Linked DNA regions of Homo sapiens: all the other regions are linked to region 1. A link is an interaction called in ENCODE POLR2A ChIA-PET data of the cell type or tissue named here. Cell type or tissue: MCF 10A. All regions are shown on one strand. Links, peaks and the distances in the headings refer to the core of each region. The heading gives the core; the rest is flanking DNA. Region 1 overlaps SGMS1 (sphingomyelin synthase 1). Region 2 overlaps SGMS1 (sphingomyelin synthase 1). Region 3 overlaps SGMS1 (sphingomyelin synthase 1).

Evidence for each region. Peaks named below come from ENCODE experiments on the same cell type or tissue, not always from the same donor. Only the 100,000 strongest peaks of a DNase experiment are listed, where the experiment ranks them.
Region 2: POLR2A ChIA-PET joins it to region 1 with 27 read pairs; 7 of 35 experiments call an interaction of 5 or more read pairs at or near these places.
Region 3: POLR2A ChIA-PET joins it to region 1 with 50 read pairs; 7 of 35 experiments call an interaction of 5 or more read pairs at or near these places.

The regions. Positions count from the first base shown.
Region 1 is chr10:50,323,508-50,330,868 of GRCh38, forward strand. SGMS1 (sphingomyelin synthase 1) reads right to left here. Exons shown (of 11, transcript NM_147156.4): 8 at 3,698-3,815. Among named protein-coding and RNA genes, the nearest start is that of ASAH2, 76 kb to the left of the region's middle. In MCF 10A, for the core only: no CTCF peak of the experiment used is centred there; DNase peaks (open chromatin) are centred at 2,084 and 3,524.
Region 2 is chr10:50,413,937-50,421,297 of GRCh38, forward strand. All of the region lies in intron 6 of SGMS1 (sphingomyelin synthase 1), which reads right to left. Among named protein-coding and RNA genes, the nearest start is that of ASAH2, 170 kb to the left of the region's middle. RefSeq lists a silencer at 4,225-4,504. In MCF 10A, for the core only: no CTCF peak of the experiment used is centred there; DNase peaks (open chromatin) are centred at 3,765 and 4,535.
Region 3 is chr10:50,391,444-50,398,804 of GRCh38, forward strand. All of the region lies in intron 6 of SGMS1 (sphingomyelin synthase 1), which reads right to left. Among named protein-coding and RNA genes, the nearest start is that of ASAH2, 140 kb to the left of the region's middle. RefSeq lists an enhancer at 1-80. In MCF 10A, for the core only: no CTCF peak of the experiment used is centred there; DNase peaks (open chromatin) are centred at 1,948, 2,548, 3,588 and 4,018.

The sequences.
Region 1 (7,361 bases), core at 1,161-6,160:
GGGCCTTTTCATCCATATCCACAGCTTTAACCACCATCCAGAATATGATGATTCACAAATATTTATTTTCCAGCCTGATGTTTCCCTCAGCTTTAGACTATATTGCTAACTATCTTGGACATCACCACTTAGATATCTCACAGATACTTTAAACTCTGTGTTTAATCCAACTCATTAACTCTCATTTCCTCTATACCATGTCATTATACCAGTGTAAAATCCAGCCCTTGGAATCTTTCCCTATTCTCATTCCCTGCATGAAATCTATTATCAAGTTGTATCAATTTGGTCTCTTAAATATTGCTCAAGTCTGTTTCTTCCTCTCCATCCATCCTTAGGGCCAGTAGCTTAGCTTGAGGCCCTTATCACAGCATTTTACACATTTATTACATAAGTTACAAATTTAAACTAACAGATTTTAAGGTGTTTTCCACAAAGGTAGGAACTATATCTACCTTCCTCATGCCTCATACTCTAGCACCCAAAGCACAGTAGGTCCCTAATGTATGTTTGTTAAATCAGTTCTCACTGGATAAATAAGAGTCTAGGGGTTGAAGCATGATGACAATACTAAGTCCTCTTCTTACTTCTGTATAGTGCGTTACACCCACAGAGCCCCTAGAAACTGTCTCCTTCCACACCTATAACTCCTTAAGACAGATTTCAAAAAGCATCATTAGCTCTGCTTTGCCATTTAGGGAGGGAACTGAGGCTCTGAAAAGTTAAATGACTTGCCCAATGCTAGTAAGTGGTTGTGTAAGACTGTCTTAACCTTAACTTTAGTGTTCTTTTTACTATTAGGTAAGTTTGTATTTTTACAGGGGCAATTAAGTTCCCTCTCTGTACAATGGTTCAGAGAGAGATGGAAGATTCAGTGGCGATGATGTTCAGACATCAAATAGAACTTTGGCCTGAGTGACTTTTAATAAGGTTCCTCTCACTTCTGATTCCCTTAGCCCTAGGTATGATTCTAAAGTAGGCAAAGCTGTCCTCTGAGGCTTCTCTCCAGTGTCACCCTTTTCTGTCTTCAGATACTCGTTCTCAGTGGAGGATTCTAGCCCTTGCCTGACCACTGAATTTCTTAAGCTTGATCTGCCATCCAAGAGGCAGCACCAAGCCTTCGAAGCCTTTCCCAACTCTTGTGCCTAGCTTCAGAAGTCTTTCTATTCCACCTGGCAAATATTCTGTTAACAAGCTAAAATTGAATCTAATTAAGTCTGCAGAGCCAACTTTCTATTCAGAGGAAACATAGAGCGACACAAGTCACTTGACACCACAAAGAAACAAATGGATAAATCCAGAAAGTGGGATATTCTGTAGGACTATTAATCTAATGTCTACAGGCTACTGGTAGAGGGGTGAAAGGAAGAAAGGACTGCTTTAGAATTATAGACTTAAAAGACAGAACAAGTAAATGTAATATAAAGATTTTGGACCCTAATTTATACAAACCAACTGTAAAAAAAGGAAAAGCATTTTAAGACAATCAGGATATCGCATCAACTTGTAATTGCTGATATCACAGAATTACTATTAATTTTGTTGAACACCAATAGCATTATGGTTTTGTACTAAAATGTTCACAGTTTTTAGATGCGTACTAAAGTATGTGGAGGTGAAATGACGTTACCTGGGAGTTGTTTTAAATACTTCAAAAAGAAAAAAGAAAGGAAACAAATGTTGCAAATCTTGATAATTATTGAATCTGAGTGTTGGGTTTATGGGAGTTCCTTATAGCAGTTGGGATACATGTGAAAGTTTTCAGAATAAAAAAGTGTATTCTAAATCCTTTCTTCCAAGAGTCTTATTCTACAAAATTAGATTTTGTAGTAATTAGATTTAATGAGTTTTAACTAGTATTTTTTTCTAAGGTGTGCTAATATTTCACCTCCTACTGTTTAAGATTCTAGTTTCCAGAAGATCCTCATAGAATGAGGGCCCTAGTTGGGATTTCTGGCAACACAATAAATGAGCAACACGTTTGAGTTTGGCTTTTGTGAACAGTTCCTGCTGCTACTTCTGTGTTTACGAAGAAAACCCACAAGCTATTCTTAGGCAAAGAATTTTGGTTAGATATGTTGATGACTCAAGCTGACTATGTAAGAACCAATGGCTCACCAAGTATGGGCTTGCCAGCAACTGGCGGAGCTACAGTAGTCCTCAAGAAGAAACAAGTTTAGAACCAGAGTAGGGAGAAAGGCTACATGGTACGGCCCCTCAATACTGGATCCATCTTCAACATGTGCTTGGCCAGAACCTACATCTACCTACCCCTTGGTAGCAAAATTTCCCAATGCACAGACTTTTTTAAGGAGCTGAATTAAACTTAGGTGAATATCCTAAACTGTCAGTTTACTGCTGAGAACATGCTGCTTATCAAGCCAGGCTCCCAGCAAGAGTCCATATCCTTGGATTTTCAATGACAACAAGATATTCCCTATAACCCAGGAGCTACAGGTGAGTGCTTGAGAGCTTTTACAGACAATAAAAACGATGTGAAGCTGGCTTCTTTGGAAGGGCGAAAGAAACTGCAAGAAGGAGAGTGCAGGGAGGCAGGATGGCTGATAGAGAAGAGTGGAATGTTGAGAACATTGCTTTTGTATGACAGCTCTTCCAGAGGTAAGGAAGTAGTGTGTAGCAAAAAATAAAAAAAATTAAAAAAATTAAAAAATTAAAAAAAGCAAAAAGTTAAGTAAGAAATGAGCTATCTCTGTAGGCACATATGTAAGTTTAGCAAAGAAAAGAGCCACAGGAGACATACAAATTAAAGAGATCCAAAATTTCATATGATCAAATTAAAAATCCAGAGTGAATTTTTCAGCTCTCTTTCCAAAGATTCTATCAAAGAGAACATCTCTTCTGGAGGAACAAAAGTACAAAGCAATGAGACTGAAAGTGTTTGGCTGTTTCACCCACACAGGTATAATGCAAAGAAATGATCTCAAATACATCAGAGTATACTATATTTTCTCCCACCAAAAATCAAGGAGAGAAATTAGCCTCTTTTAAAAATTCATTAAAGAGCTTTAATGTACATAAATATTTTAACAATAAAATCTGCTAATTATTTCACAGAGTTCCAACGATCACCCTAGTTAAAAATTCTTCCAAGGTAAAGGTTAGGAGGTGAAGAGTGTCATTTGAATCTGATGGAAAGGTAGAGACAATAAGAGAGGAATAAAGTTTATTTTTAAAAAGACTTCTTTGTTACTAGAGAAAATCAATAAGGCAATATATTACCCCAGAGAACAGTGATCTTATTTGGCTTGGTTGAGGACTGCAAGGAAATAGGAATACTTTCTCTTCCTGGCTCTGCTGTAGGGATTAATAGAAAGAAGGAAAATGGAAAAAATGTCACTTGAAATCGAGCTCTCCCTCCGAGGGAGAGGAAGCATATAAAAGCTTCTGGATGCGTGTCAAAGAAATGAATGATATTTTAACAATTTGGCAGGAAACCAAAGAACTACACAAAGCTTAACTGCTTCCAACACACATTTCCCCAGTTGGGAGGCACTGGCAGGGCTTAGAGATTCTGGGAAGGGTGGGGCTGCCTGGCCATATCATTTAGTAACATTCTCAGATAGAGGAGTGACTCCACTGTATTCTGAAGAAACGTTTTCCTGCAACCTCACTCAAAGGACCCCAGGGCAAGACAAGAAACAAACAGAAAGCGAAATTACAGCGAGGAATAGTTTACCTTCGGAGAACAGTTGAAATGCATACCAGGTACTGGGAGTGTAGTTACATACATTGTAATACACCGATACAGGTACAGCGTGCCAACTATGCAGAAAAATCTTCTGCTAATAATAGACCTAGAAAAAGGGAAAAACAGGGCAGATTCTCAGTCAAGAAATTCTGTAGGTTCATTTACTGTAATTTTTCAATGACTCAATAAAAACAAACCCCAAAAACTACTTGAGAACTTGAAACCAGAATGTTGTAACTATGGCTAATACCAGATTAAGACAAAGATTTTGAGAATAACGTTGTGTGGTGCTTTTTAAAAAATATATTAACTGGCCAAAAGTGCTTAAACTGGTTTATATTGCTATTAATTAGGCTTCATGAGGCCTTAAACTTGAGTTGACGTTCAACTGTCGGACATACAAGTGGAGCCCACGCTGATTGGCCAGAACCCACTCAGTATCTGTGGTTAAACATTTAGTGAGTATTTTTGCTGTCATCAAAGGAAGATCTTCAGAAAATCAGAATGATATTAGAATGAGAATTTAAAACTTTTATGCCATTTAATGAGTCAAAGACATTAAACAATTTTAGTTGTACATCCCAGAAACTGATTCTCTGAGGCAACATGATGCCAAGAACGAACCTATGGAAAAACAGCATTCAATCTCATCCCATTCCTTGACTACCACTGCAGCTTGGGATGCACATTTACTTCTCTGAATCTCAACTTCCTAAGAAGTAAAATAGGGGTAACAACATTAGAAATGATGTCTGAAAAATTCCTACCATATAGTAGGTACAAATGGTAGGTATCAAATGTATAGATTAAGTAGATGAATAAAAATATAAGCAAAAATTAGAAATAGTTTTATTATTATTAGGTTCTAACAAAATTATTTGATATATACATGTAGGTTTGTATCTATCTATATACATACACATGTATATTGAGTTAGATAACGTCTCCTAATATAAAAATTCCATGTAAGTTTGTTCAACTTAACCTCATTAAAGTCTGGTGTATTTTTGAACAAGAACATTCTTTCCCTCTCTACCTCTCTCTTGTAGTACCACAGGCCAGAATCATGTGAGTAACCCTGTGGGTCTCCTCTTCCTTAACCTTGTGAGGAGTTCAGATTTTCCCAAACAAGGAAAATTTAGAAACAGTGGGCAGGTGTTCCTCTTAGGATCTTGGCCATTCAATCATTATAATCATACAGTGTAGCTCCAGTCTTATGCAGGATGGGCATACCTACTGAGGTGTACTAGCCAGAGGAAAATTTGTTTCATGTGTATTTTCTGTTTTAAAAAGAGAAACAAAGATATGTCACTTGTGTGATTAAAAATTAATTTTAAAAAACCATACAATTATACTAGCATTTTATCCACATCTGCACAGCCCATGTATGTTACTTAGGTTTTATGAGTAGAATTTGGGTGTTGGTCTCTTTACCTAGATTTAAGAAACTGGGTCAGAATTATTTACGATAGAAGCCATCTTTGCTTATTTTCTCTTAGTCAAGCTGCGTATGCCTCCTCCAGAGACATGAATTTATTCAGCATAAAGCTGTCTTGGCAATCTATATGCCTCTAATTTCAAGTAAAATACAAAGCACAATTAAATAATATAAAGAGGGACGATACTAGAGAAGAATACCAGCCTATAAATGTCTTTGCCAAGAACACCAAAAAAGAAATACCAAAGTAAATTCTACATTGTAAGACATAATGGTCATCTTTCTTTAAAAGAAAATGCCCTCCTTAGCCATCCTGCTAAAGTGAACAGAAATTATTTGCAATTTCACTTGAACTATACAAGAAACACCTAAGTCAGCACACTTTCAAGTCTAGATCTGCTGAACTCTTTAGAGGAAGAAAAATAAAATTATTGCTTTTGCTAAAGATTACTATCTTAAAATCACTTTGCCTGATTATTTTATGATGCACAAAAGGTACACATACTCACACACACACCACCCCAATAACTATTTCCATATTTCAAACTTGACTTACATGTAAGTACCAACAGAAGTGATTTCAGAATTATTTAAAAATCTAAGAATGAGGTATAAAAAGATGAGAAAAGACAAATACATAAAATTGTTTTAATTAAAATACTGAAGATTCAGTCACATTTACTATTTGACTTAAAGTGAAAGAGTCAAATGACTTTGAAAACTGAAATTTGACCATTTCCATGTGAAACTGTCAATGTTAACAATAAGGTGACAAGTTAGAAGTGGTTGTTTTTAAGAATTTTCTGCTCTTTGGCATTTAATATTTTTGAAATTAAGCTTAGAATGTCTTTGGCGTATAATGTTAAACAAGGATTTTCTACAACAAACTTTAACAGAGGATAAAAGTGTTTCAAGAAATTGTATGCACTTCTGGGCGTTCACTTCCTTAATCAAAGAATTTCATACACTTAGAATTCTTATTCACTTAAAGGTTTAAAAGTTCAAGATGTGCTTTACAAAAACTCACAAAAGAAATGTTAATGAGATATTGCTAGAAATTAAGCAGATGCCAACAAGAAGATGTACAGTACAATTTTCAAAATCACAACGGTGCTCCCCTCACATGGGATACACCTCTCCTTCCACATTCAAAAGAAGCCAGTTTCCCATCTGCACACACTTGGCAAGGACTATCATTTCAGAGTCTTGTGTTTGGTCGCGTTTATCTATTTTTCTCCCAAGTGTTAGAGCACTAGGCTCATTATTACTTTTTCTGAGAGAAAAGGAAAATGTATCTGTTCAATTTGATTATAAGGAAATATGAATAAAAGTGTTAACATTTTATAGATCATTATTAAGACTTACTAGAATAGCATGTTATGTCAAGTACATGCTAGTATTTTATTAAGCTTTTTTATATTCCTAATTTTTAAAAACATTGCTCAGAACTTGACTAAATACTACCAGCACTAGAGTGTTTTTGGCATTTGGTACAATGATCTAAAATTCTGAAGAAAGGTCAGGCATGGTGACTCACGCCTGTAATCCCAGCACTTTGGGAGGCTGAGGCAGGTGGATCACTTGAGCCCAGGAGTTCAAGATCAGCCTGGACAACATAGCGCAACCCTGTCTCTACTAAAAAACAAAACAAAACAAAACAAAACAAACAAACAAAAAAACATTAGCTGGACATGGTGGCATGCGCCTGTAGTTCCAGCTACTCTGGAGGCTGCAGTGGGAGGATCGCCGGAGCCTGGGAGTTAGAGGCTACAGTGAGTTATGACTGTGCCACTGCACTCCAGTCTGGGTGACAGAGTCAGACCTGTCCCTAAATAAATAAATAAATGAAAAGGGGTTAAAAAAAATTACTATAGTGGAAAGTAAAACTAAAATACTGGAAAAAGTTTGTTTTCCCATGAGTTGTCTCTTTCAACTAATCCACAGTAGGAAGACATACACAGCTCTTTCAGTGCCCAGACCTGGCCTCCTAGCTCTTTCTGGAAGCTATTAGCTTTTAGAGATAAATAGGACTTGACAATGGTGCAGTGGAACTAAGCAACAATTCAAAACTAAGAGGCAATACACAAGGGAGAGCACATGTAACTAACACAGAATTGGGAGACTCAAATCTCTGGAGCAGTTATGGAAGAGTAATGATTCAGGTCTCTGATTAGTGATTCCAGCTGTAAAACATGAACGGACAGACAATACATC
Region 2 (7,361 bases), core at 1,480-6,479, 91 kb after region 1:
TAATAGTAAATAAATATAAAGTATCATTTCTCAGCTTAAAAGTTTTTAATTTTTTAATTTTTTTTCTGTGGACCTCATCTGATTGAAAGTCTCTCAGCTTTTACACTAAGGTGAAGACGCCTATTGTTTTTGGACCACTGTTCAAATAACAGTTACTAGACACTCTCCAAAACCTAATTACAGCCAGGCACAGTGGTTCACACCTGTCATCCCAGCACTTTGAGAGGCTGAGGTAGAAGCATTGCTTGAGTCCACAAGTTTGAGTTCGAGACCAACCTAGGCAACACAGTGAGACCTTGTCTCTGCAAAATATTAAAAAATTAGCCAGGCATGGTGGCACACCTGTAGTCTCAGCTACTCAGCAGGCTGAGGTGGGAAGACTGCTTGAGGTTGCAGTGAGTCGAGATCATGATGCTGCACTCCAGCCTGGGCAACAGAGCAAGACTCTGCCTGAAAAAACAACAACTAACCTATTTACCACATTCTGGATATGTGTTTAAACACAAACCCAGAAATGTGCATAATATTGCCTGAAGTAGTAGTAGTGACAGTAGTTAACAGCAGCAACAACAGAAGACTAGGATCTAATATATACAATTTACTATCCGATTCTGCTTTAAGCACTTTACATGGATTATATAATTTAATCCTTCAACATCTTCAACAGCCCTCTAAGGTAGGTATTATTACTATTATTTGTATTTTATGAATGAAGAAATAGAGGCATAAAGAACTCAAATAACTTGCCCAGAGTCTGGCTTTGGAGTCTCTATTCGTAACCACTATCTACAGTGCTTCAAAGAACGACGCAATTATCATCTCCTTGGTTCCAAATACCCTATCTCTTGTACTGTGTGAAGTTTTTCCCACCAGCTGTACCATATGCCTTTCTCAAGCGACACTATCGACACCTTGCTCAAGTCTGACATTACGCCACTGATCATCCCTCTTTGGGTAAAAGACCTAAACTCATTCATCTATACCGCTATCCAATCCATATTTTTCCATCTTGAGTAAAGAACACACGTAGCACGTTATTAAATGCTCTGATGCCGGCGCCTGTAGTCCCAGCTATTCAGGAGGCTGAGGCAGGAGAATGGCGTCAACCCGGGAGGCGGAGCTTGCAGTGAGCTGAGATCGCGCCACTGCACTCCAGCCTGGGTGACAGAGCGAGACTCCGTCTCAAAACATAACAAAACGAAATGTTCTGATGAAGCAGACATTGCATATCTATGGCAATGCCCTGATATACTTGTCCAGTAACATTATTAAAAAACAAATGAGGTTAATTGGACATGAATAATTCTTAGCAAACATACGCTACATACTGATCATCACTTTTATTTTTGTAAGTGATTCTGACCAATCTTTTAAAAAATGTGATCTACAATTCTGCTAGACACCAACGTAAGTTATGAATCTAAAGTTTTCGAATTTACCATTTCCCCATTTTTGAAAATGGACTCTGTGGCATGCTTCCCCCTCTCCATGACTTTTCCAAGATTACTCCCAAGTGGTTTTATCATCACACTGGCATGTTCTTTCAACATGCTCAAGAATTCAGGTCACTTAAAGCAGTTAGGATTTAGAGTGGCTTAAGGAAGTGGGTAGGTGTTCTGTGTCAACTAGATGGTGCAGGTGATGATGTGGGGCTGTCAGCAATGCCTAGTCCTGGAATATTTCATGGTATTTCATGGTCTTCGATGAAGGTGGCATTATTCTCTTGTATGATGATATGCCCACAGATGGACTCTCTCAGAAATGGATGCTCTGATCAGACACGCTGAGACTTTCTCACCTCCACATAACTAGTTTTAGCTCTCACAGAGTGTGCCTTTCATGAACTCACCATTCTTAAAACAGGTTCAACGCTAATCTAGGTGCTAACGTAAATTTAAAAATATTTCACTTAGCATATAAAATACTGCAGGTATGCACTCACAAACAGGGGATTCAACTAGAGAAAGCCTGAATAGCACTTGTGACACGCAAGAGGAAAATGCACACCCTGAATTAAAAGGTCTTCAGAAAAAAAGCAGAAGAAAGTTACCGGAGTTCAGCAACACTAAGGCGGCCATGTGCATTAACGAGCTCATTAAGAGTAGGGCTTTCTCAGTTAATATTTGAAAGCCGTAGCCTTCTAGAGTAAATGCATAATTCCTTGAACTTTGATAATTTGGCGCTGGGACAATGAGGCACTTTTAAATCACTTAAAAATCTGCTTTGAACCAAGAACCTCCTCTGGATCATTTTAAACAGAAAAATCAACACCATTTTAGGAGCAATTGGAGCCACATAGGAAAAATAACCAACCTTAAATGCTAACTTCCAACATAAACTAAATTAACTAGCTGTGAAATTTGGAGCAGGTAATATAACCTTACTGAGCCTGTTCTTCAACTATAAAACAGGGTCAAAAATACCTCCACCTCTTAGGACTATTGTGAAAACTAAATGAAGTAATGTATACAAAGCATCTCAGTGCCTGATAAAGGAGATCCTTAAATATTCAGCTTTTATACAACTATTAGGTGAAACTAATAAAATTCCAAATTTAATTATCTCTTTGGATTTGAGGCATCTTAGAGATATAATAAAATATTATCCCATTCTCACCACCTGAGGGGGCTTTTTCAACTGTCTCAGTGACTTGAGAACCGTGGGCTTAGGCCATTTCTCCCAAGTTTACATGCTATTTCTCAAAGAGGATTCTACACTGTTACCTTTTACACAGAGCCATTTGATCAGTTCAACTCGGAGCAAAAGGGCTTAACAATTAACCTATGAGCTTGAAAACAGTGTTACTAGGAGCTCATAGGGTAACTTAAAGTTTCTAACAAATTATTTTAATTATTCCATTTAGAAGTGGTTTCTTTCTAGGGAAGTTTCCTTTATAGAACTAAAAAAAAAAAAAAAAAAAAAGCCAGCTGCGAAGAATTTTCTTTCTCTCGCTAAAAAAAGCCAGCTGCAAAGAATTTTCTTCCTCTCTCCATGACAGTCTATCTTTTAACCTCATCACAGTCTCTATCTTCATAAATGCATGTGTAATGATGCTATTCGTGACTTGCTCATTCATATTCATAACTTCATAATTCAGTTTACAAGTCTTCCCACCATCCTTTATGTTACTGGGACGTCTTTAACCTGTCTTTCCTGTACGCAGTCAGTGTTTCTGATCATGATAACTTCCCTGTTGCATTGTGTATATCCTCAGTCGTCACAGGATTCCACTTTCCCTGTCCCCTACTTCCCCAAACTCTTGCAAGAAAATAAGTTACTTGGCATCATACAACTGCACTAATTTCTTATGTAGAAAAGCGGGTTTTTTAAGTGGCTCACTGGACTTATTTCTACATAAATTTAAAAGCGGTAACTCAATTGGATAAAAATGTTATGATAAATATTTGTAGCATTCAGGGTAACAGAATTTAGGTCTCCAGATTTCCTATTTTGGTATAACTACACAAAACAAACACAAAAATAAAATAAAATAAAATAAAATAAAATAAAATAAATGTCATGCATTCTTCTCCATGTATTTATTGACAAATTCCACAAGAGCGATTACCTGGCCACACTAAATAGAAAGCACAGTTATGGAGTAAACACACTCAGTCCAAAACACAGGGGCACGTGCATCCTTGTGGCACTTAGTACCAAGCTCATTCACAAGCCAGCTTCCAACCAACCAAAGGAGTTGCCAAAAGGGCTGTTTCGTACAGGGACTGGAGTTTGAGAAAGTGAGTACTTCCCCAAAACTTAATAACCAATCTGTAGACACAATCCCGTTCTCTCAAAAACTGCCATTAGGAAGACTTGATAACCCCAAACAGAAACCACCCCCTACCCTTGGTTCTCATGCCACGGCAGTTAGCATCACGCAATATAAAGAGCATTTGTTGACTGATCCTACCCATATCCTGACCCACTGCTTCAGCAACTGCACTGAACCTTCTCAGGTGTAAATAGCTAGTGCCTATTTGATCATTAAAGCAGGATGCAGGAAAAATAAAGATTTCCCTTTACTTCGCCGTAGTAGAATTGGCACTGATTGCGGTATTTTAATCGGTTCACACCGTCTGTTAGTGTATTCTAATGAACCACAGCATCTCCGGAGCAACACTTACGGTCTCTCGTCCCCGGAGGCAGTGTCTCCTGGAAAGTTCCTGGGGCACCAAGTTTGCGCGCGGCTCCTCGCGCTCAGGGTGCGCGCAGCCAGCCCTGGCGCGGGCGGAAAGGCGAGCGCGCTGAGCGGCGCGCAGACCCCGGGCGCGGCTCTTGCTGGGCGCCCGCGCCTTGATCGGTCCCGGCGGTCCCGTTCCCCTGCTTGCCGGGCCCTGGTGCTAGGACAGCGGCGCTGCGGAGCCCGGCGTCTGGAGCTGGCGGGCGGCCGGATGCGCCGATCCTCTCCCGGGGGGTCAACTGCGAGCTAGACGCCCAGCCGGACCTCAGAGGCTCCAAGAGCGGGGTTGGCGGGTGTGGCCCGGCAGCAGAGGGTTTTTGGAATGCAGGGTGTGGCCCTCTACCACGGCAAAAAAGAAATGAGTCAGCCCGTTCAGTCCTAACCAATAAGCATGTTCAGTGTCGGTTAAGGCGGAACTTTCCTTTCTTGATTTATACCAAGCTTAGAAGCCTTTCACAGCCTTTTCTTTACGCCTTTGACAACTTCGACACAACTTCTAGAAAAGGGTAGGTTGCCTTTGAAAACGCTTGGGAAACAAGGATTAATCTTACGAAAGATACTTCAGTGGATGTACATTAGTTTCGATTAGTAAAAGTTTTTGAGTTAGGCAGAGATACTGGGTGCAAAGAGGTGGGACCTGGTATCAAAGCAGATTTGGATCAGACCTCTGACACTGTGTGGCCTTGAGTAAGTTAATTATCATCAATGAGGGGGCTAAAATGCCCACCTAACAGTTTACAGATTACAACAGTCCCCCCATATGCAGTTTCTCTTTCTGCTGTGTCCGTTACCCCGCCCCTTCAGTTGCAGTCTGAAAATATTAAATGGAAAATTCTAGAAATAAGCAATGCATAAATTTTAAATTTCATGTCATTCTGAGATTGTTAAAATTGTTATATTTTATTATTAGTTACTGTTAATCTCTTACTGTGCCTAATTTATAAGTTAAACTTCACCATAGGTATGTATAGGAAAAATCATAGTATATATAGGGTTCAGGACCATCGAGATTTCAGGCATCCACTGGGGGCTTTGGAACATACATACCATCTGAAGATAAGGGGGGAACTACTGATTATGTAACAATGCATGCAAAGCATTTACCACAGTGCTGGACAAAGAGTAGGCACTCAAAAAATGCTGTCTTGTCCCTCTGAGTCCTGAATCCGAATCTCCAAAATTGTAAACAAACTGGCTCGTAATTTTCAAAAATTCTTTCCTATGTTAAATATCTAAAGAATTTTAGAGCTGAAATAGTTCTCTGGTATTCCCTGGTCTGAGTCCCTCATTTAAGTGGTGAGAAACTTAAGAAGCTTTAGGTTCAGGATTCTTGAATTTGGTATTCTTACTATACAATAGAAAGTTTATTGGTAGCAAATAGGCTTAAAATTGGAATGATTTCATTTAGGTCACAGGTGAACCTACTTTTAAAAAAGTAAGAGTGATTTGTGGAAATATTCCATCTGAGTCACTGTGCCCTAAACATTATTTTGTAATAAAAATACTTAAAAGAAACTTTATTTGGGAATTGGCAAATTACAGGGGGCTGCAGAAGTGCTAATTCCTGAGGTCCCATTAAGAAATGAGTTGATTGCTATTGCCAAAAGAGAATTTCTAGATGGGAAGAAAAAAATGTTAAGTTACAAATTAAACGTTCTTTGCTTTGGAGATCTCCTGAGCAAAGATCTCTTTGGAGATCTTTCTCATACATGTTTAGAGTCATTCCACAGGCCAAGGTTTCTTGAAAATACTCATTAGCCAAAGATAAGATCTAAAGTGAGATCAGCAAAATGCTGTTCTTTTCTCCAAAGCAGCACGGGAGAGTGGAAAGAACACTGCACAAAAAGCCAAGAGCTCCCTTCCTAGTCTCAGCTCTGCCAGTAAGTGACAGGGTGAACTGACTGCTTCATCTCTCTCTGAGGATCTCTAAGAGTGTTTCCAGTTGGAAACCAAACTATGGTCAAAAGAGCAGAAGCAAGATCGGCCTATAGCCTCACATTTATCCTTAGCAACAGGTACTTAAGTTGGGCCTGTCTCCTAGATGATGAAGCTGTCAAATCTCTCTTGACTCTCATATTCCTCATAAAGGTAATGTTACTCTCCTAGACACTTCAAGTTAAATTCTGGAATCATCTGAGCTCCCTCTTTTCTCTCTTAATGGTTCACTACCAATAGGCGTAACATGAAGGCTTCTTTCATATCTGGACCATTTTTTCCATTCCTGGTTCAGGCATTCGTCCCCTCTGCCTGAGTCACTGAGGTTGAGTGTCTTCTAGCCGCTGTTCCAGCAGGCGGGCCCCTCCCTCTATGCCTCTCAACACATCATCATCATCATCACATGACAAATGTCAAAGTCGAGCATGCCATCATGTCATAAACCTTTTCCTCTCAGTCAATTAAATAATTTTATAGTAGAGATCAAAAGGAACACAATTTGCTTTACGGGCAGCTTTCCTCAAACATTCATGTAAATTAATGTGTATTTTTAAGAGCACTGATATTTTATATTTATGTAATTGTTACAATGAGCTATACTGGCTGAACTGATAATATGTTGGCTATTATATCAAGGACAGCAGCTCTTTTACATGAGAAGACTACATAAAGCTTAAGTGTATATGAACAACTCCATAAACTTAACACTGCAGTCTAAAAAATACAATTGTGTTTGTGTGTGTGTGGACACAGAGAGATACTTTGAGATCTATGATGGAGAAAGGGAAAGGCAGCACAGACAGGAAAGAGAGATGATCTAGTTTGTTAGTATTGTTTAGGATCCAGCCAAGCTTAACATTCAGAGTAGGTGTTCTCTCCAGGAAGAAGGAAGGCTTCATAAATATGTTTGGCTGCAATCATAACTCAAAGCACTTGAAAGATGTTTCCAATAATCCTTATGCTTCAGAAATAAGAACAACACAATGACCAATGTGGTTAGAACATTCCCACAAGAGAACAGGATAACTGGTTCTAGGATGCCTTTGTTGTCTAAAATTAAAATTTAAAGTACACGGATTCTCAACATATAGTTATCAAAAAAAAGTGACGGTGAAACTACGGGTCCAGTGCCATGACATTTATAGGCACTCAAAGCCTTGCCTCTACCTCTGCAACCCCGATCTTAAAAACCCTCTGCCAAATAACCCGCTGGTCCACTCCTTGTTCCCCTAAAGCTGAGGGC
Region 3 (7,361 bases), core at 1,500-6,499, 68 kb after region 1:
GAAATGCAAATCAAAGCCACAATAATACCATCTCACACTAGTCAGAATGGCTATTATTAAAAAGCCAAAAGTAACAGATACTGGCAAGATTGTGGAGAAAAGGGAACACTTACACACCGCTGGTGGGAATGTAAATTAGTTCAACTATTGTGGAAAGCAGTTTGGTGATTTCTCGAAGAACGTAAAACAGAATTACCATTAGACCTAGTAATCCCATTATTGGGTATTTACCCAAAGGAATATAAATTGTTCTATCATAAAGAATGTGCACATGTATGTTCATCATAGCACTATTCACAATGGCAAAGATGTGGAACCAACCTAAATGTCCATCAATGATAGACGGGATAAGGAAAATGTGGTGTATATATATGCCATGGAACATTATGCAATCATTAAAAAAAAAAAAAAAAAAGAATGAGATCATGTCCTTTGCAGCAACATGGATGGAGCTGGAGGTCATTATCGTAAGTGAAGTAATGCAGGAGCAGAAAACCAAATAGTGCATGCTCTCACTTATAAGTGGAAGCTAAACACTGAGTACACACGGACAGAAAGAAGGGAACAACAGACACCAGGGCCTACTTGAGGGTGGAGGGTGGGAGGAAGGTCAGGCTTGAAAAACTACCTGTCGAGTACTATACTTATTACCTGGTTGATGAAATGGTCTGTACGCCAAATCCCCATGACACGCAATTTACCTATATAACAAACCTGCACATGTACTCTGAACCTAAAGTAAAAGTTAAAAAAAAAAAAACTGAAATGTTGCACAAATAAATTATTACTGTACTCAAAAGATGGCAAACTTATAAATGATTAATTTGTAATGTCAAAAGTTTTCTGTCTATGTAATTAGAAAAACAAAATAGAATCTAGCTATATCCATTTAGAGAGTCTTAATCAAAGCCATGGTTTCTTTATGGGTTTAAAAAATAATAAACATCATCATGACTTAGATTTGAGTCCATTTCTTCTAAACATAGTATACAAGTGCACAGTCTTTCACCTAACTGTACAAGGTCGCGAGGTAGCAGTGATACCTCTGGGTTCTACTGGTGACTAGGTTCTACTGAGACGTGAACTGCATACCAGCAGAGCTGTCTTCCTCAGGATCCATGAAGACCAGCCCAGCAAGCGCCATGCAAAGGACAACACTACCAGAAAGTGTACCTTCATAACATCACCAGGGCACAGTCCAAGTGTTATTTCAGAAACAAGAGAAAGAAAAGTCAACAGACAAAAGGTAAATAATTGAAAAACGAACATGACAACAAAGTATGGGAGTGAAATGGTATGATGTCTGGGATTTGTCTTAAAATACTGCCCCTCTTTCCCCAGAACTAAGTAGGGGAAAGGGAGAGAGAGAACAAGAATCCAGAAAGTTGATTGTTAATGCTGGGAGATACGGATATGGAGTTCATTCTACTATTCACTTTACATTCTGTGTTTTTTTAAACTGCCATAATAAATTATCTTTAACTTGAAATTTAATCTGGTATGAACCCAATTTGGTTAAAAAATAATACAAACATAAAGCATCCAGAAAGTTTTTTTTTTTTAATGAACCAAAAAATTTATGTTGGGTGGTGGGATGAAATTAAAGAATAAGTCAACTGACTTCACAAAACTGCTGAGCAGAGGAGCCACTATTTACAGCAAGCAGCTCTTCCCACCAAGTCTCACACATACACCAACATTTACTGGGGCCACCATCTTATTAATAATCTACCCATGCATACAGCATTCCTTGAACAAAGTGGGACCTAACCCTGAAAGGGCACCCAAATATTACCCACGTTACACTCTCTATGGGAGGGCTTTATCCACTAGCCCTTTCCTCAAAGAAAGAAAAATACGTCCAATTTCTCAGACTAAAGAAACCAGGTCAAGTCAACAGGAGAAGAGAAAGGAAAGGCAAAAAGATCCAACCCTGACGCACAAGAATGACTCACATTAGACCGATGATAAAAACCAAAGAAGCACAAATCACTGCCTGTCACTTAACGGGAAGATACCTGCTAAAGCTTTACTCTGTATTTTCTCAACCTCTCCTTATTTCCTTACTAGATCCAAAGGCATACAAGACAAGCAGGAAATATATAAGGAACTCCATTATGGCAGATAAGGAGGCACGTCAGGCAATGACACACCATTCCTAGTAACTCCATTTCATAAAGGCACTGATCTGTCACCCACTGATCCCCAGGGCTGATTAAAGGCAATGAGTTCTGAGACCAATTACTAGAGGTATCTACAGAGACTGTGGACCATTTCTGAAACCTGTCCCACAAAAAGACAAAAGATTTTCTTGGCAAAATATTTCTATATTATTAATAGTAAAAACAACCAAGATTCAGGTGATAGCAGCTTTGGCTGATCAGGACAACTTAAAAGATTTTGCAGATGAGCTGGCAAAGGTCCAAGCCCCAACCAAGGGGATTCTTCGATCGTGCAAGTCCTAGGGACACTGTGCTCAGTTTATCTTCCTAGGACAAGGTACTCATTACCCAAATGTTCAGACTCCTGACCTTTGCCAAGTGAGTCATATATCCTATCTCTATATAGATACCACAAAAGGAGTGGAAAAAACTGCCATACAAGCCAATTCCCTAGGCTGAAGGCAGAAATTACTTAAATCCCATTCTGACATCTTTCTGCTTTGAGTTTTAAGAGAAGTTTTCTTTAAAACAACTAGTCTGTTCCTATCTTACAGATAATGTGACTCTTGTGATGTTTTCCTTTGGCCACCAGGAATCCCTGAGCCAAATGTTACAGGCCAAATCTAGCAACTGGATTGAACTTAAAGATTCAGTGATGATATCTGAAGAGTCTTAGCGTTTGTGTCGTGTTTCCTAAAACAAAGACTCCATCATAAGCCATGTGAATTCCTACTTCAGGACGGACAAGAGTCAGAAGTGGTAATACAGGGAATGGCATAAGTGATTTTCCCTTGACACTACAGATGCGTTCTGAACCATATTTTATGACACCTGACAAAGCAGAATTTGTCAAGCCTTGTTTAAGAGTCCCAGTTGGAGCACCCAGTTGGAAACCCCATTTGCCATTCAATTACCCATAACTGTCAATAGTGTTGATTTTACAATGTGTGGTTTTGAAATAGATCTGCACAAATTCTGGTGCCAGGCACCAAGAAATGGAAATCAAAATAAATCTGAGGTTATATGAAATAAATATGCAATAGCAAAAACAAGTTTTTTAAATAACTGCCTTTGCCTTTTGTTTTAATTCATCTAACTTAATTTCAGGGGCAGAAAAACAAGTCAAGTTTACAATGACTTTCAGGCTGTTAGACCCTAATACTCTAAGTTGTTTTTTTCCAGGATTTTGCTTTTCATTCAACAACAAATTGTTTAGCAACTAATAACTGGTCTGAATTCTTTCTGCCTATCTAAAAAGTAAAAATATGGAAGTTGATGACTATGATTAAGCTTTTTAAAGTAATGAACCAGATTAACAAATCACTATACCATCACGAACTAATCATCATATACAGAATAATTTCATAATCTGCCCACTCCTTTTTGCTTTTACATAACAGGAAGAGCTTGGCAGGAGATCTCTGGCAATACTTTGCGTGAGCTCACATCTAACAAGCTTGTCCCTTTAACAAGAGCAACATCAAGCCCCTGAGGGTGATAAATCAATTTCCTGCCCTCTCTGATCATACTGATTTTGTGTGTGTGTGATTAGACACCTCCCCAAGAAAAAAAACACCTTCATGGTCGCTGTTATGATTAGTATATTGAATGTTTACAATTCTAGGTGCAACTCATAGTAAAAATCAAATCACACGAGTTGTTGGGATCCCTGTAATAAATAGCTCCTTCAAGCTATTAAGGAGCAGGTGTAGCATTTGACTACAGTTAAAGTGCTCTTAAACAATTCTACTTGACTCTCACACTGGATTAGTTACCCCTCACTCAGACATACTGATGCATGTGGATGATTAAGCAACTGCCCGCTGTCATTAGTATTAGCCAACCTAAGCTTGGCAACTCTGCTCCCATTAGTCAATATGCAATGCTTACCAAGACTCACTGTATTTGTCTCCAAACCTGCTTGTTTCCATTATTACATAATTTAAATAAATATTGAGTAATCAATGAAACTGGAGTCTGGAAAGAAAGTGAGCTGTTATTTCCACAAAACTAAATTGAATGCTTTAGAAAGACTTGATAAAGGTAAACAGTCTTACCAAAAGATTGCTGCAAAATTAGAGGTGGTTGAGACAACTTTAATATTCTTACGAGGAAAATGTAACTTAAAATGTGGAAGGATTCAGTATTGGGCTGCTTTGAAGTTTTGATGTTCCGGCATCACTTTAAAGAAATAAAGACTGGACATCGATGAAGGATTATGGGTGGGGCTTGTGCAGGAAAGACAAGAAATGGCACAAATCAGAGGACCCATATTCAAAAGAAAATTCCTTGACACTACATAAAACATTGAGAAATCCTAAACATTTCTGTTTCTAAAGTTAATAAAATGTTTATGGTGGGTATGTATACTGCTGAAAAAGTTATTTCCACCCTTAACCGATTCATCATTCATCTGAGGATCCCAATTCTACTGAAAGAGGAACTAAACCAAGGTCTGGACCCTCCAGTGCATTTCCTCCCTTTCCATGATGAAAAACGTTAACAAAACCAGAAGGGGAAAAGTTAGCCTTTGGTGAAATCTTGCCCTCCTTTTAGTGGCTGTCTCCTCAGGAGTCTTTGCTTCTCTGAGCCCTCAGGGTGGGGCTCCCAGTCCCACCCCTCTAGAGGTCCAAGCTTAAAGACTACCTCTTCTCCTCTCTTTACTTCCCACGTGCAGCCCCCATTATCTTAAGTCCAGGTATTCTCAGCTAGGAGTTGAGCAAAGCAAGGCAAAAGTCAACCCACACAGTAAGGTACATTTCTCTTCCCTAGGATGTTTTGCATTTCAGAAGGTCTATGTTCCACAACTGTAAATGCCTCCAGTTCAAGAGTATACAAAAGAGAAGTGAAAAAATTCAGGACCGTGGAAGGGGGGATATTTTGGAACTAGAGAGAGGAAGGAACATGTTAATCTTAAGACGAATTAGTTACAAATAGAAAGAATTAGACTAACTCCATCTGTTTTTGTTTGTTTGTTTGAGGAAGTGTTGACCTTTCCAAGCCAGTTTCCCTGTCTATAAAAATATGGATACCATCACCTGACTCACAGGATTAAATGAGATAATGAGCTGCAGAGTACCTAGTAGAGTCTAGGCACACAGCAGGTGCTCACCAATCATGGCTGCTTTTAGCAGTCTGTCTTCTCACATCCATCCCCACCCCACCCACAAGTGGCATTATTTTTCACATCTTCCTTCCCCCAATTTCTATACCCAAAGATTCTTTTAAAAGTAGCTAGGTCCCCTCCCCTCAATGCATCCCAACAGCGGCAGCCTCCAGTGTTCTGTTAAAAAGAAAGCTGTGTGGTGAACCGGCGGTGTTACTTGAAGATAAGCACTCCACCCTTCTGCACACTCTCAGGAGCTCAAGTACGGGACACTCAAAATGTGAATATCCGTTGGTTGATTTGTACTATCAAATTTACTCAAAATTAATGTGCAGTAAGATCAAAAGCAAAAAAAAAATGCTTCTTCTCTTTGCATGAGTACTCCCAACCCATTCTCTTCAAATGAATCATCATCTAAGATCTCTGATGTAGTTGCTAGATTTAGAGAACTTGTACATTCTTTGCAAATGGCAGATAACTGCCCTTGAGGAGATGGTTAGCAGCACTCTTAGACAGAGGACTCACTCAGTGTAGGGCACTCTGCAGGACCAGGTAGGATAGATACGTGGTCTCTGTGGGTGTCTAAGTTGTCACTCCCCAGTTCAAGGATCTAGAACCTCAAATCATACACATGCACAATAAAGCAAGATGAAGATGTTAAAGAGGACAGAAGAAACCAAGTATGGTTAGCTGGTCTTAGAAAGGAGACAGGCATGACACCAAAGCAGAGGAGAAGGCGTGCAAGGCAGATAAAGTCAGTTTGCTTTAGCAACATCCTGGCTACACACACAACTGATCACAGCTCACTCTCTCGCCGAGAGAGAAAATGCCTATGTTTAAAAGTTCTGAAGAACAAAGTGTCTGGGTTTATTTAGATGTCCACATCTCTTTGCCTCTGTGCATCTGAGTTATCTCTTCTGGATAAGCATCAGTTGCTATATATTGCTTTGGTTTTTCCTTTAGAAGACAAACACAAGTTGAGGAAGCTGCCTTTCCCGTTTGCCAATGATGATAAAATGCAACAGCTGTTACTTAAGCAACCATTTAGGTTTCAGAGGTATTGAAGATAAATCTGTTATTTCTTCTAAAGAAAAGCTTTTTCCTCTTGAGGTGTTAATTACTGATTTTAAATAAGTCACTAAAATCAAGTAAGTTATGTGACCTACGAAGGGCTGATGGTGACAGAATCTGCCTGAAATAGGTAGAGTGGCACCTAAGAACTCTGCCTCTAAGCCATTTCGCCGCTCTTCAGCATGTGACTTGGGAATGCCTTCTACTTATAGATACATTTCAAAAGGCTACACACAGAAAGTTTTCCGTCCCTGACTTTGTACTCTGGTGTGCTAAGATTTTAGTATATAGTTAATATCATTCTGCAAATTTTTTCTCTCAGTAATAAAGTGAGGCAGACAAGTTTGGTGGTTATTTTTCCACTCTCTCGGAGCTTCTTAAAAAGTAGAGGTCTTCAGAAAACAGTAATTATTCACGTGCAATGACAAAAAATAAATAAGCACACCATATAAAAACAATCAGGCTCTAAACAGATGTATAAATGCAGGGAGTAGACATCTAAAATACTTTCAGGAACTATCAGATGACTTCAAAATATGATCATATCATCAGATTTTGAAATATTAAATAATGAAATGAAATTATCCTAACCTTTAAAAAATATTAGCTTTTAATCCAAACTGGTTTATAAAGGCAATAAAATAATATTTTAAAAATTATTTTAATAGTACAGAGTTACTTAATCCAAAAGAATTGCAGAACGTTTGTAAGCAATTTGAAGCTAACAATACCGGTGTTGTAAGTTGGGATGTGATGTCATAAGTGAGAACTTTTCAGTGTTACTTCTCATGGGGGGAGGTTCTGGTAAGTTTTTGCTATATTTTGGTAGCAAGTCTTCTGAGAAATCAATGCATATTCAGTTCTCAATCAAACCAAGCCAAGAATAACAATTACTATCAAGCCACCACATGAAGAAATTAACCAAACAAGCTTAACAGTTCTCTTGTAATATGGCAAGTATTACCAAAGAAGCCTTATAAACAGAGAAGCAGTTTGTCTCTATGGAATGGAAAAAATATATA